2 separate regions of the Homo sapiens genome follow, and region 1 is linked to region 2. A link is a contact called in ENCODE Hi-C or POLR2A ChIA-PET data. All regions are on one chromosome and are shown on one strand. Each heading gives the region's core, a stretch centred on a gene start or an enhancer-like site at or near the end of the contact. The rest is flanking DNA. Distances are from core to core; before and after follow the strand shown.

The links. Hi-C counts contacts between places; a loop is a spot of excess contacts on that map. ChIA-PET counts read pairs that join two places held with the same protein, here RNA polymerase II (POLR2A). Pooled maps may share reads with other maps.
Region 1: a map with no recorded cell type shows a loop between it and region 2 (16-fold over the local background). The contact joins the enhancer-like site here to the promoter of EPM2A-DT in region 2. A Hi-C loop is called at or near these places in 2 of 37 single-sample maps with no recorded cell type and 1 of 50 pooled maps. POLR2A ChIA-PET finds 5 or more read pairs at or near these places in 1 of 52 experiments (activated CD4-positive, alpha-beta T cell).

Annotation. Positions count from the first base shown.
Region 1 is chr6:152,299,388-152,305,655 of GRCh38, reverse strand. It overlaps SYNE1 (spectrin repeat containing nuclear envelope protein 1), which reads left to right. Exons shown (of 146, transcript NM_182961.4): 92 at 3,593-3,787; 93 at 4,875-5,015. Among named protein-coding and RNA genes, the nearest start is that of SYNE1-AS1, 78 kb to the left of the region's middle. RefSeq lists enhancers at 3,207-3,276, 3,427-3,826, 3,877-3,926. Within about 2 kb of position 3,520, at least 35 of the 41 ENCODE cell types and tissues checked have a DNase peak (open chromatin) inside an H3K27ac peak, as active enhancers do.
Region 2 is chr6:145,731,109-145,737,629 of GRCh38, reverse strand. It overlaps EPM2A-DT (EPM2A divergent transcript), which reads right to left and starts at 2,761. Exons shown (of 3, transcript NR_038246.1): 1 at 2,710-2,761. EPM2A (EPM2A glucan phosphatase, laforin) reads left to right here and starts at 2,110. Exons shown (of 4, transcript NM_005670.4): 1 at 2,110-2,432. The coding sequence starts at 2,132. RefSeq lists enhancers at 1,696-1,745, 1,766-1,815, 1,826-1,885 and a silencer at 2,046-2,635.

The sequences.
Region 1 (6,268 bases), core at 2,271-4,770, 6.6 Mb before region 2:
TATGGTGAATCTAGTTTTCTTACAAATAACTTTAAAAATAACTGATCATTTATTTATGCCTAAGGAATTCAAACTTTTAAAAATAATTTTTCGGCCAGGTGTGGTGGCTCACACTTGTAATCCCAGTACTTTTCGGAGGCCAAGGCGGGCAGATCACAAGGTCAGGAGTTTGAGACCAGCCTGGCCAATATGGTGAAACCCCGTCTCTACTAAAAATACAAAAATTAGCCTGGGTGGTGACGGGTGTCTGTAGTCTCAGCTACTCGGGAGGCTGAGACAGGAGAATCGCTTGAACCTGGGAGGTGGAGGTTGCAGTGAGCCAAGATTGTGTCACTGCACTCCAGCCTGGGCAACAGAGAGAGACTCTGTCTCAAAAAATAATAATAATAATACTTTTTCAAAAGTTGCATTTAATTTGAAAAAAATCATCCTGCCACTTTTAAATCATAGGAGAGGATACTCACACCTCTTTTCTTTCCGCCTGATGCGGAAAGCCTGCTCATGAATACCAGAGACTGGCCACAGAGGGCTGCTTGTCTTCTAGCGGCCACTCTACCTGAAATTCCTACCTTTATAAACATTTTCAGAAATTTTATAAAGAGAATGGGTAACATTAAACCAAGTGTTCCATTTTATTTTAGTGGATTTGACCACAGCTTGAATAACCAACCCTCAAAGGTAATGAGATTACAAGAGGTTTACACTTACAGAAGCAAGTCGTAGAGTACTATTTCTCAGTGGAAGTCACGTGCATTGGAGTCACATGGGCTAATTATGAAGTGCAGACTGTCATACACCTGGTAAATCAGAACCTTTGGAAGTGGTGACCAGAGTTGCATTTTTTAAAGAAACAATCCAAATGAGTTTTGTACACAATAAGGTTGAGAATTGCAGCTTAAGAAATGGTCACTTGCTGTCAGTGTGGGCACATCTTTGCAGGATACTGTAGCAGGGAGCTGTGCCCAGCCATGTGATTACAAAGGGTGGAAGGCCTAATACTAACTCTGTCTACTTCATAAAGATTCCTCAAATTGCCGGGCATGGTGGCTCACGCCTGTAATCTCAGCACTTTGGGAGGCCAAGGCAGGCAAATCACTTGAGATCAGGAGTTCGAGACCAGCTTGGCCAACATGTCCCTACTAAAAATACAAAAATTAGCTGGGCATGGTGGCGCGTGCCTATAATTCCAGCTACTTGGGAGGCTGAGGCAAGAGAATGGCTTGAACCCCGGAGATGGAGGTTGCAGTGAGCCGAGATTGCGCCACTGCACTCCAGCCTGGGTGACAGAGCGAGACTCCATCTCAAAAATAAAATAAAATAAAATAATAAAAAAGATTCCTTCAATTTTTGTATAATGGCAAACCATTGTGCGAAAGCTTGGTGACTTGAAATTCAAGGAGTCCAGTAATCTGCTAGAGCTCTTTTCTAGTATTAACTAGTTGCAGTAAATGTCATTTATTGAGTACCCACGTGCTAGCCACTAGACAAGATATAGTAAATAGCTATTCAATCACTGTTTTTAAAAATCCTATTAGGTTTAATTAACTGCATCCCCAGAGGTAAAGAAGCAATGATGTCTACTTTTTAAATCCTTGTTTTAAAAATTCCTATACTATTAGGAGTCAAGAAGACTGACTGCCTGCTGGCTGAGTTCTGCTGGACTGTTTTTTGCTCCACTCGGCTTCAGTTGGGCAGGAAGAAACAAACAAAACAACAATAATAACAAAATGTGTGTGTGTGTGTGTGTGTGTGCATGTGCACACGTGTTTTGCATACAGTCAGCCCTCCATATCCATAAGTTCTGCATCCATGAATTCAACCAATCATGGATGGAAAATATTTGAGGAGCAAAAAGGATGGTTGCATCTCTGCATGTTGATCTTCTTTTCTTGTCATTATTCCCTAAATTGTACAGTATAACACCTATTTATAATGCATAGCATCTACATTGTATTAGGTATTATTAGTAATCTAGAGATGATTTAAAGTATTTGGGAAGATGTGCATAGGTTATATGCAAATACTATGCCATTTTACATCAGAAACTGGAATATCTGTGAATTTTGTATCTAAGAGGGTTCCTAGAACCAACGCCCCTCAGTTACTGAGGGATGACTATGTGTACATATGTGTGTGTGCATGTGTATATGTGTGTGTATATATATGAATGTATGTGTATGTATGTACACAATTATTTTAAAGACATTACAATTTAATATTTTTGTCACAAAATGTGTTCTTTTTTTTTTTTTTGAGACAGAGTCTCACTCTGTTGCCCAGGCTGGAGTACAGTGGCACAATCTTGGCTCACTGCAACCTCCATCTCCCGGGTTCAAGCAATTTCTGGCTAATTTTTGTATTTTTAGTAGAGACAGGGTTTCACCATGTTGGCCAGGCTGGTCTTGAACTCCTGATCTCAAGTGATCCCCTCGTCTCAGCCTCACAAAGTGCTAGGATTACAGGCATGAGCCACTGCACCCGGCCCACAAAATGTGTTCTATGTGCACAATAAATGACAGCCTCTGAAACAAAGAAGCCAAAAAAAAAAAAAAAAAAAGAATAATAGTTTTGTACTTTTAGGAATCATGTTTTGAAATATGTATTTTCGTTTTTTAAAGATGCAATAAAGTATAATTTTAATATTTGATACTTAAAATATTTAAGCAAGAAAGTAAAACTTTAATATTTTAGAATTACCATACTCCTAAAATGAATCTATAGTTACCTTTTTAAGGGTTATGTGCTATCCAGATTATATTTCCAATAAGCTCTTAATAAAATATTTAAAACCTCTATCTCTCATAATATATTTTTTCATTCTTGTCTGCTCAAAAACAAAAACAAAAAAACAATTATTTTTTCAAAAGCAAGTGAAATTAAAAGACACTAAATCCGAATTGCATTTCAAGTTTAAAGTTCTAGTTAAAGCCTCAGCAACATTTGAGACATGATGAAGTGAGCAAGAAAAAATTTGATGAATATACAAAATTTTTTTGGGGGGTCAATCTGCATTAAAAATTGGGATTTCCATATGCAATATCTAGCCTATCTAAAAAAAATTCTTAGAGACATAGGAACAGACAGGCTATTGAGTATGTGACCCTATGTAAAATAAATGACTGTCATCTCTGTTGAATGTACTCAGTAGGGTAAGAGCTGAGCCTTGCATTTTTTTTGGTGTGGTTTTAGCCATCACATGACCTAATTTCCATGGCAGGAACCATCTGGTAAATTTCAGATGCTTTCTGCTTTTAAAGAGAGTTGTCAGTTCCTAATGTTGCGGAAGTTCATGATTCCATATGGGGCCTCTCGCGATTAGAAACCACTCATTCGGCCTCATCCCCTCATTTCTCCTTTTGTACCGACGCGGGGACGCGGGCTCGGGCACTTTGGCTGTGCCTGCGCCGCGCCGCGCAGCCTGCGGTCTGGCTCGGTAGCGAGATGCAGGAGGACTCGCCGCCTACACATCCTGCCTCCCGGGCCCGCGCGGCTCTGCGCGCTCATTGGCTCGCCCTGCAGGAAGATGAACGCTACTACTTCTGTTTCCTTTTGATGCTGCTCTGACACCCCGGTGGGGGAAATGTTTCCTCAGGAGCTGGCGCAGAAAATTAAGGGCTACCAGGAGCAGATCGCTTCTTTGAATTCCAAGTGCAAGATGCTGACGATGAAAGCCAAGCACGCCACCATGCTGCTGACGGTGACCGAGGTCGAGGGGCTGGCGGAAGGGACAGAGGACCTGGATGGGGAGCTCCTCCCCACGCCTTCGGCCCACCCCTCTGTGGTCATGGTAAGGATCCAGTGGGTCCCCGCGGCTTTGCTCTTTGACTGGAGCCTGGCGAGTGGCTCCATGTTCCCTCTCCGTGGCTGATTTCAGGGACCAGCCTTCGATCTTGCAGATTCAGAGGGAGGAACAGATTCCTTAAGTCTCTTTGACTACCGTTGGGCCGGGCCAATCTTTGACACTGTAAACAATGACAGTTAAAATGAAACTATGTGCTCGAGACAGCTGAATTACTTAACATGTCAGAGGTCTACCCTGTATTTGTTTATAATTTCGCAATAATACTGAGAGGCTCTGAGCTTTAAACAATAATTTACTTGCACAGTGTTTTAGTTGTCTGGGGGATGGGAAATTCATGGCATATATATTTAGTTGTGGTCTCCACGCTAACTAGCTAACTACATATGTGCATGTACTCTACTGTATAAATGTGTAATACAATTTAGAAGAACAGCTATTGTTAGAAAAATATGAAAACAGACCGTCTAAAGCTTGGCTTTGGATTAAAATAAATCAACTTTGTTATTTTCTATTCTGCACCACTATTTTCCTATACACTTGCCATCTAAAATGCATTGAGTATTTTGGTGACTATAATGTTTCCCAGTGCTGTGTGTTTTCCCTTATATGTGCTGTGCCTCAGGTAATGAGTAACCATACCTGAGCCCATTTGGCAATAACAGTACTTTGGGTGCATTTATCTTCCTACCATATTTGAAACTTGAGATGTCCACAAAAGACCAAGCTTTATTTCACAGACCTTTTCTCATTTGTATGATTCGTGATTTTTCCAGTTATTTATAAAGCCACAAACTCTCCAAAGAAAGGAAAATAATGAAGTATTTAATCAACAACAAAACTTCAATGTCATATGCACCCCCATCCCTGATTGTTTTACAAATGATTACTAGCATCATATTCTCTTGAAGACAGAACTTTTAAATACTAACACAGGATTAATATGTGAATTCGGGTCCCAGTAATTTTAACCTTCGTTTTATAATTAACTCTGTTTTGGCCTGTGCCTGAACAGGACTTATGTTAACATAGCTAATTGATTTTCATGTCCTTTGGGCTACATTTTACGTGGCAGATGACTGCAGGTCGCTGTCACACTTTGCTGTCACCGGTCACTGAGGAGTCTGGGGAGGAGGGAACCAACAGTGAGATTTCCTCTCCACCTGCCTGTCGCTCCCCTTCACCTGTGGCTAATACAGATGCTTCTGTTAACCAGGTACCTCCCAGTTGGCATTCCTCTAGCAATAATCTCTGGGCAGATGCAGGACTCCATTCTCTGTTTCCATTAGATCGTGGGTATGAATCTCAGACTTTGTTGCATTTGGTTCCAGGGACACACTATTAGGTGTTATAGTTGCACAAACTATGATTGTCATGTGTCTCAGTATGTCATCTCCTCTCCTGGGCTACAGAAAGTGGGATGAACAAAAATTAGGTCATGGGAATGATAGCCCAGAAGGCTCTGTTTTAAGACATTATGGCCTTAGTTTCCAGCAATCATCTGGAATGGGGTTCTGCATCCAACAGAAAATAAAAGATGTGTGTCACCATTGTAAAATAACGTGATTCGATGGCTTTATAACATGCATTGAAAATAGTGCTGGCATTTACCAGCTCAGATTTTGAAGACAGGAAACTTCCATTTATTATGTCAGACTTCTTCTTTATTTGCAACTTGTGTACCAATGTAAGGAATGTCTGCCATATTTATACTAGAATGCCTACTAGATTTGAGTGTTTAACTTATCTTTCAATAATCTTAAATTTTATTTTCTATAAAATGGGGAAAATAAAATAACCATTTAGTTATAAGAAGCCTTTTACCATGTATTAAATGTAGATAATACTAAATTAAATGTCAAAAAGCTTTTATGTCAAATGTTAGATAGAAATCAAAAATATGCCTTTATAGTAACCAAAGACTTTTAATGCATGTTAAGTAATACTTTATTTTTTAGTGAAGACAACTAAAAAATGTAAACTATTCTATGAAATTACATTTTTTCAAAGAAGTTGATATGTATTATTAAGGGAGAAGCATTAAACAGAGCAAATGTTTTATAACCTGTATTATAATTCAATTATATTACTTTTATTTTAAAGCAGAAGCATTCAGACTGTCATAGGATTTCTGTGATAAAGAGAATCCCCCCTCATTAAAAAAAAAAAGGAACATCAAGGTGATGAAACCTTTAGTTAATACACTTACACTGTTCTCTTGGTAAAAATCAGGATAGCTCTAGGGAAATTATCAACTCATCCATTTGTCAAGTACATTCTGACACCTGCTCAGCGTGAAACCTTGTGTTGGTTCCTGAGGATGCAGCTGAGAAGGAGTCAGCATGGCCCTACCTGCAAGGCCCTGACAGTCTAGAGAGAAAGGCAGACATGGGACAGATAATAACAATGTGATCAGAGGAAACTAAAAACAGCAACATAAAAGGAGAAGTTCAGGGAGCCGTGGGGAAT
Region 2 (6,521 bases), core at 1,512-4,011:
GCTGAAGTATCCTCACATCTAAAAATGGGGGTAACAATTGTAGTTACCTTATAGGATTGGTGAGAGACTTAAATAAGATAATATGAGTACGAAAACCATGTGCCTGGCCCATAATATAGGCTCAATGGATATTATCATGGTTAATACTTATACATCCAAATGACTGACCGTCAAAATATGATCAAGGCCTTGATATATGTCCCTTAAGCCCTATTTTGGTCTTGTTCTCCTTTCCAGTTGCATTTTACTTACTACACAGTGCAGCTATCCAATTTATACCTTATTTAAATCCTTGCCATAAAATAAGCTATTACAAATTTTGTTTAGGGGCTTAAGAGGGTTACTTCTTCCAATGGTTAAAATTATTTCAACCTCTTTATGATGAAAGAAGAGTAAAGGAAACAATGTCCGTTGAGCAAAGATATTGTTTAATTTTTCCGCTACTGTTTCTTCTACAGAATGGGCAGAACTCACTCTGGAAGAGCTGGTGGGAATAATGCCATTTGGGAAGCACACAACATAGGCAGCACAGTGGAGCACAAGAAAGTCCGGAGCTGTTAGCTCCCAGGTCCTGAAGGAATGAGAACTTTCACCGGAGTCTGGATTCCACTGTAGACAAAATCCTCTCTGCATCGCCAAATGACTCTTATTTTCCTAAACTTACTCTAAGAATATCTTTTAACAGCAATTTGAATAAACCGACTCACATGCCACTGTGATTTAATGTGTGATTTGCTGCCGAATCAGCTGTGTTTGGCCAGCCCTTCTGTCTTCACATTTTTCATAGTGTTTATCCTTAAGCTTAGCAACCAACCAAACTTCGAGTGGAATATCAACATTCAAGAGTAAAATGTATTATTAGTTTTCTAATTGTTCCACAAGAGATTGAGTTTGTGTAGTTTACATTTTTGCACTTTCTGTTTTACTTATATCCTCAACGCATGAAATTTTGGCCTGTTCCCCTTTACTATTCACAAACTTCCAAACACTGGTAAAAATGCCTTTGTGTGTCTTTAATTCACGTAACAGATTTGTGTTATGTTAAATGTTAGTGAATATATAAACCTAAGAATACAAGGATAATTTTGTTAAAGAATCAAAAAGTATCAGGACATTCGTTTGTCTTATGGCAGAGACAAATTGAAGTTCCCCACCAAGATATACGTATTTTGGATTTGGGCCAGACAGCTAAAAAACCTGTTTCAACTTAAAACCCAAAAAGGTTTTAAGTTGAAAAAATAATGCTGACTTTTGCTGAAAGTAAATTTTAAACAAAGGTTTTTTTTTTTAATTTACTCCATTAAAAATGCATACATTTGGACAGAGCGAGACTCTGTCTCAAAAAAAAAAAAAAAAGCATACATTTGTAGTCACAGAATTAGTTTTTGTTTTGACCTTGAAAAGGACTTGAAAGTATTTACTCCAAACTTACTTTACACATACTAAAAATATAGTTTTTGAAAAAAGAAAGTTGATGTGGCTTTTCAGACAAGGGAATGGTAGGTAATGTTTTGCATCAGCTCCGGGTCTTGGGTGATCTCCACCAATCAGAGATCCTTCAGAGCTCGTAGGGTCTAGAAAGATCATTATTTTACACCCTCATTTTACAGACAAAGAACCTGAGACCTGCTAGAGTAAGTGACTTGGTTAAGATAGGGAGCGCTCCAGAGACCAGGTCCAAGATCTTCCCCCGTTTCACAATTAGAAGGCGGCTGTCTAGAGGTCATTCCCTTCCTTATGATCCTCATAAAGTTAATTTCCAGTCTCTTGGAGAGAGAACTGGACGATCGCCTGGCTTAGAAGTTTTCCTCCCTCCCCGAACCCCGTTTTCTCTTCCATTTCTTCCGGTCGCGTGTCCCCAGCGCCCACAGGTGGAAATCAACCGCCCGCGGGGTTGCGGGGCACAAAGAGGCAGCTAGCGGCTCCGCTGACCCCTTCCCGCCGGCCTGGACGAAGTCTGGGCTCGGGAGCCGCGTGATGCATCCCAAAGAAGGCGCAGAACAGCACGTGTTCTCCCCGGTGCCCGGGGCTCCCACACCACCGCCCAATCGCTGCGGCCGCCTAGTGCTCGGGCCGCGCCTGCCGGCCGCGGGGACTCCGGGCCCGGGTATTCGCGCCGCCGCCGCCCGCCATGCGCTTCCGCTTTGGGGTGGTGGTGCCACCCGCCGTGGCCGGCGCCCGGCCGGAGCTGCTGGTGGTGGGGTCGCGGCCCGAGCTGGGGCGTTGGGAGCCGCGCGGTGCCGTCCGCCTGAGGCCGGCCGGCACCGCGGCGGGCGACGGGGCCCTGGCCCTGCAGGAGCCGGGCCTGTGGCTCGGGGAGGTGGAGCTGGCGGCCGAGGAGGCGGCGCAGGACGGGGCGGAGCCGGGCCGCGTGGACACGTTCTGGTACAAGTTCCTGAAGCGGGAGCCGGGAGGAGAGCTCTCCTGGGAAGGTATTGCCAGCAGACGCCTGCCCCCGGCGCAGAGCGGGAGCTCCGGCCCGCACCCCCAACCGGGGCCTCGGCCTCGGGCAGGCCCCGCAGGCCCCGGCGGCGCGCGTCCCGGGCTTTTTGCCCGCGTCCCTGCGCACTCCCCGGGCGACCTGGGCTGACCCTGCTCTGCCGGCCACGCTGTCGCCGCCAGCCGCGCCTCCGGCTTCCTACTGATTCCCTAGACCCGTATAGCGCTCCCGGCCGCCTTCCCGCCCACTCTGTTGCCTGCCCCTCTGACCTGGTTTCCGCACATCCAGTCCTCAGCTTCTTTCCAACCGCGCCTGCGTCACGGGCCAGTGCCCTTCGTCTCCCGCCCGGGGCTCCCTTCGCCCTCCGAGTGCCCCTCGACCTCCGAGTCCCCCCCTTCGCGGGTCCCTTGGCTGCCCGGCCGCGCGCCGCTGATGGCTTCAACAGCCCAACTCCGCCTTGGTTGGGTTTTGTGTCCTCATTTTCCTGCTCTAATTCACTAAAAAAAACCCAAAACGATCCAACCAACGAAACTAGCGTTTTCGCTAATCCTAGACAGCAATGTGCTACTTAGATTTTTTTCATAGATATTGAGAATGAACTAATGGAAAAACGTTGAATATTTCCCTTTTTGGATTTTTTTTTCTTTTTTAATCCCAGATATATGACAATTGAGACATGACCTGATTTCTTAAAATACTAAAACAATACATGCTGGTTGTAAAATAATAATAAAGAAATGTACATAGTGAAAACTTACAGTGTTTCCTCCACACATCTTAAGCACACTGCTTGTACACATTTATGTATGTGATATATGCATATACTTTTTTTTTTTACAAAAATTGTATAGTAATTCTGAATTTTTGCTTTTCTTGCCTAACAATATGTTAGGGACATCTTTCACTGTCACTACACGTAGATATGTATTTTACATGTAGATGTATATTTTAAATGGCAACAAATTATTCTGCATCTACCAATGTGCATTTAGGTTCTTTTCAGTTTTCCTCTGTCGTAAACAGTAGTGGCTTAATTGAAATTCCTTTTACAGATATCTTTGAACATTCGGGAGTGTTTCTGCAGAGTGGATTCAAAGAAGTGAAATTATTAGGTCAAAATGCAGTCATTTTTTTTAACACTTCATTAAAGACTGCTAAATTATGCCCTAAAAGGGTGATTATCTAATGTCGGCTCCCGCCAACAGTGTCTGAATTGAGACAGCTCCTTTCTTTAAAGGAAATGTGCAAGGTTGTAGACTGGAGTGGGTGTGACTCAATAGTTGAAGTCAATGAAATGAATGTCTCTTTAGAAGTTTATATGAAAAAAAAAATGGGCCATTTAGCCTGTAATGATGTAGAAACAAAGAATCAGTAAAGAAGATTAGAGTGGAATGTGTTTATATATTATCCTTGTTCTCCTTCTCTACCTCACTGGGCTTATGGTCTGGTAGCATTTATTGGTCTGTTATTTTACCATGACAGAATTGAAAGATACCCTCTTCAGTTTATCCTTTCTTTACAGAGTATTACTATTTTTCATAGTATTGTAGAATTATTTTTTAAAATAATATCTGATAATTGTAATAAAAATGGAAATGGTGTGAAACAAAGATCTTCCCTTTCCCTAGTTATTTAGCTTTTCTGATAGTCCTCCCTATGCCGTTAATAGTTTGCTTATGTTGCTATTTCTTAAGGTACCACAAACTTTTGTTTTTAATTTTTCTAATAGTTACCATATAAGTTATATATAATTTTAAAAGTTAAAATTAGGCAATAGATATTGACACCTACTGGATGCTCATAAAATTAACCATCACACTTGTTATGAAATATGAGGAATTTAGCTCAAGTTCACTCTCTGTCTTCCCTGCTGATTTTTTTTTACTATTATTTTCAGTTTTTTTGATAAATATTTTTCTTTACTATCCAAGCAGGAATTATTTTCAGTTTTGTATTAAAAATTGACTGTTGACTTTCTAGGAAGTTACTCCTATAAGAGAGGATAAGAAAAATATTACAATTTCTTCCTGTCTCACTTTGGTTTATTATGACTTTTACATTATCAAGTTTTATATAATTTATATTCTATTTTCTAATTGTTACAGTGCCTTCTTGTTTAAGGTAAATAGACTGATTCTAAACATCGTAAATTAACAGAGAGCTTTATGAGAAGCAGGGTAGCCAAGTGTTTAAGAGCAAGGATTCTGGAGCCAGATTGCCTGGGCTCACCAACCAGTGTGGGATTTGAGGCGTGTCACCTCAGCTCACAATGAAAGGACCAAGCTGCCTAATAAATGAACTGTATTTTGTAGAATAGGATATATATTAAGAACTTACAAGAGGACATATGGTAAATGTTAAATAAGGGCTAGTTATTATTTTTTACTATGATTATTGGGAAACCACGTTGTGCAATTAGACTCGTAAACAAGGAAATAAAATTTTGTGACATGAAAACTGTACCACTGCAAGGAAAAATTCTCTTTTCTTCACTATAAATCATGTTCAGATTTTACTTAAAATGGTACTAGAATTTGTTTTACTTCATATTTGGACTGTAATGTTCTTCTACAACTTATTTAAAAATTTGTTATTAATTTTTTTAACAGAAGAGTTAAACCAGTTCTCACAATGTCCTAGCTTAATTGCACTACTTGATGAATGCATATTGCTTATTTCTTGGAAATAGAATTTTTTCCTTGAAGAATTAGGATTCCTGTTCTAATTTTCACTTTTCACTAATATATGGCTTTCTGATATATATATATATATATATATGTGTGTGTGTGTTTCTGATATATGTATCAGTTTTATATAAAATATTGACCGTTGACTTTCTGTTACATAGAAAGTTCATTCTCATAATCCTATTATGCAGGAAGTTACCCCTATATGAGAGGATAAGAAAAATAGCTTACTTACACATTCCTCTCCCTTCCTTACTTTGGCGCGCACACACACACACACACACACACACACACACACACAAGTCTTAGCTGTAAACCTGAGACTTTAAAGAAAACAATCGAACTCCTATGTTAGTTGCACTGTTTTAAATGGTATATCTTCCTCTTTCTTAAAAACCTTAATCATTTCTTTGGAAAATTTTCAAGAAATGGTAAAATCAGAGAGAAAATATCTGAGCCCTCAAATTCCTAAAATGTCTTTATTTGGCTTTCCCACTTGATTGATCATTTGGTACAGTATTCTGGTCTTAAAATAATTTTTCCTTTGAAGACTTTGCCTCAGTAATTTCTAGCTGATAATTATCAGCTGTGGCTGATAATTCTAATGTGAAACTAAGCCCATTCCTGTTAGCAGTCTGTTTTATCACTTGGCACTTGGTTGGCTCTTTAAATTCCAGGAATTGTTTCCTTCAACTCAGGGAAATTTTCTATGATTTCTTTCTCTTTTTTTTGTTGTTCATTAAAAAAATTTCTTCTAAAAAATGACATATATGTGCAGAATGTGCAGTTTTGTTACATAAGTATTATACATGTGCCATGGTGGTTTGCTGCACGTATTGACTCATCCTCTAAGTTCCCTCCCCTCAACCCCCACCCACCAACAGGCCTTGGTGTGTGATGTTCCCCTCTCTGTGTCCATGTGTTCTCTATGTTCAACTCCCACTTATGAGTGAGAACATGTGGTGTTTGGTTTTGTTTTCCTGTGTTCTCATTAGTCATTGGGCACTTAGGTTGGTTCCATATCTTTGCAATTGTCAATTTTGCTGCTATAAACATACATGTGCTCTGTAGTCAATTGTTTTTTCAGGATGGCTTTTTTATTCTATTGATTTTTCTCCAGTATCTGGTAGTCCTTGGATATCCATTCATTTTTATGAATGAAGGATATGCTGATCAGTAGGGGTAGCTGTGGTGGTTTTCTGTTGAAGTTGTTAGGTTTATTGAAAACCTCCTCTAAATGGGAGAACACTCCATGGAATACTGTGTAATTTGGCAGATTTTGTTAAGGATAAAATTCCGCTCAGGGTGTGTGGCTGGGGAGCCAGCAGGCTTAAGATCGTTATCATTGGCAAAGTAAAAAGAACTTGATCATGAGGTGGGATAATTTAGTATAT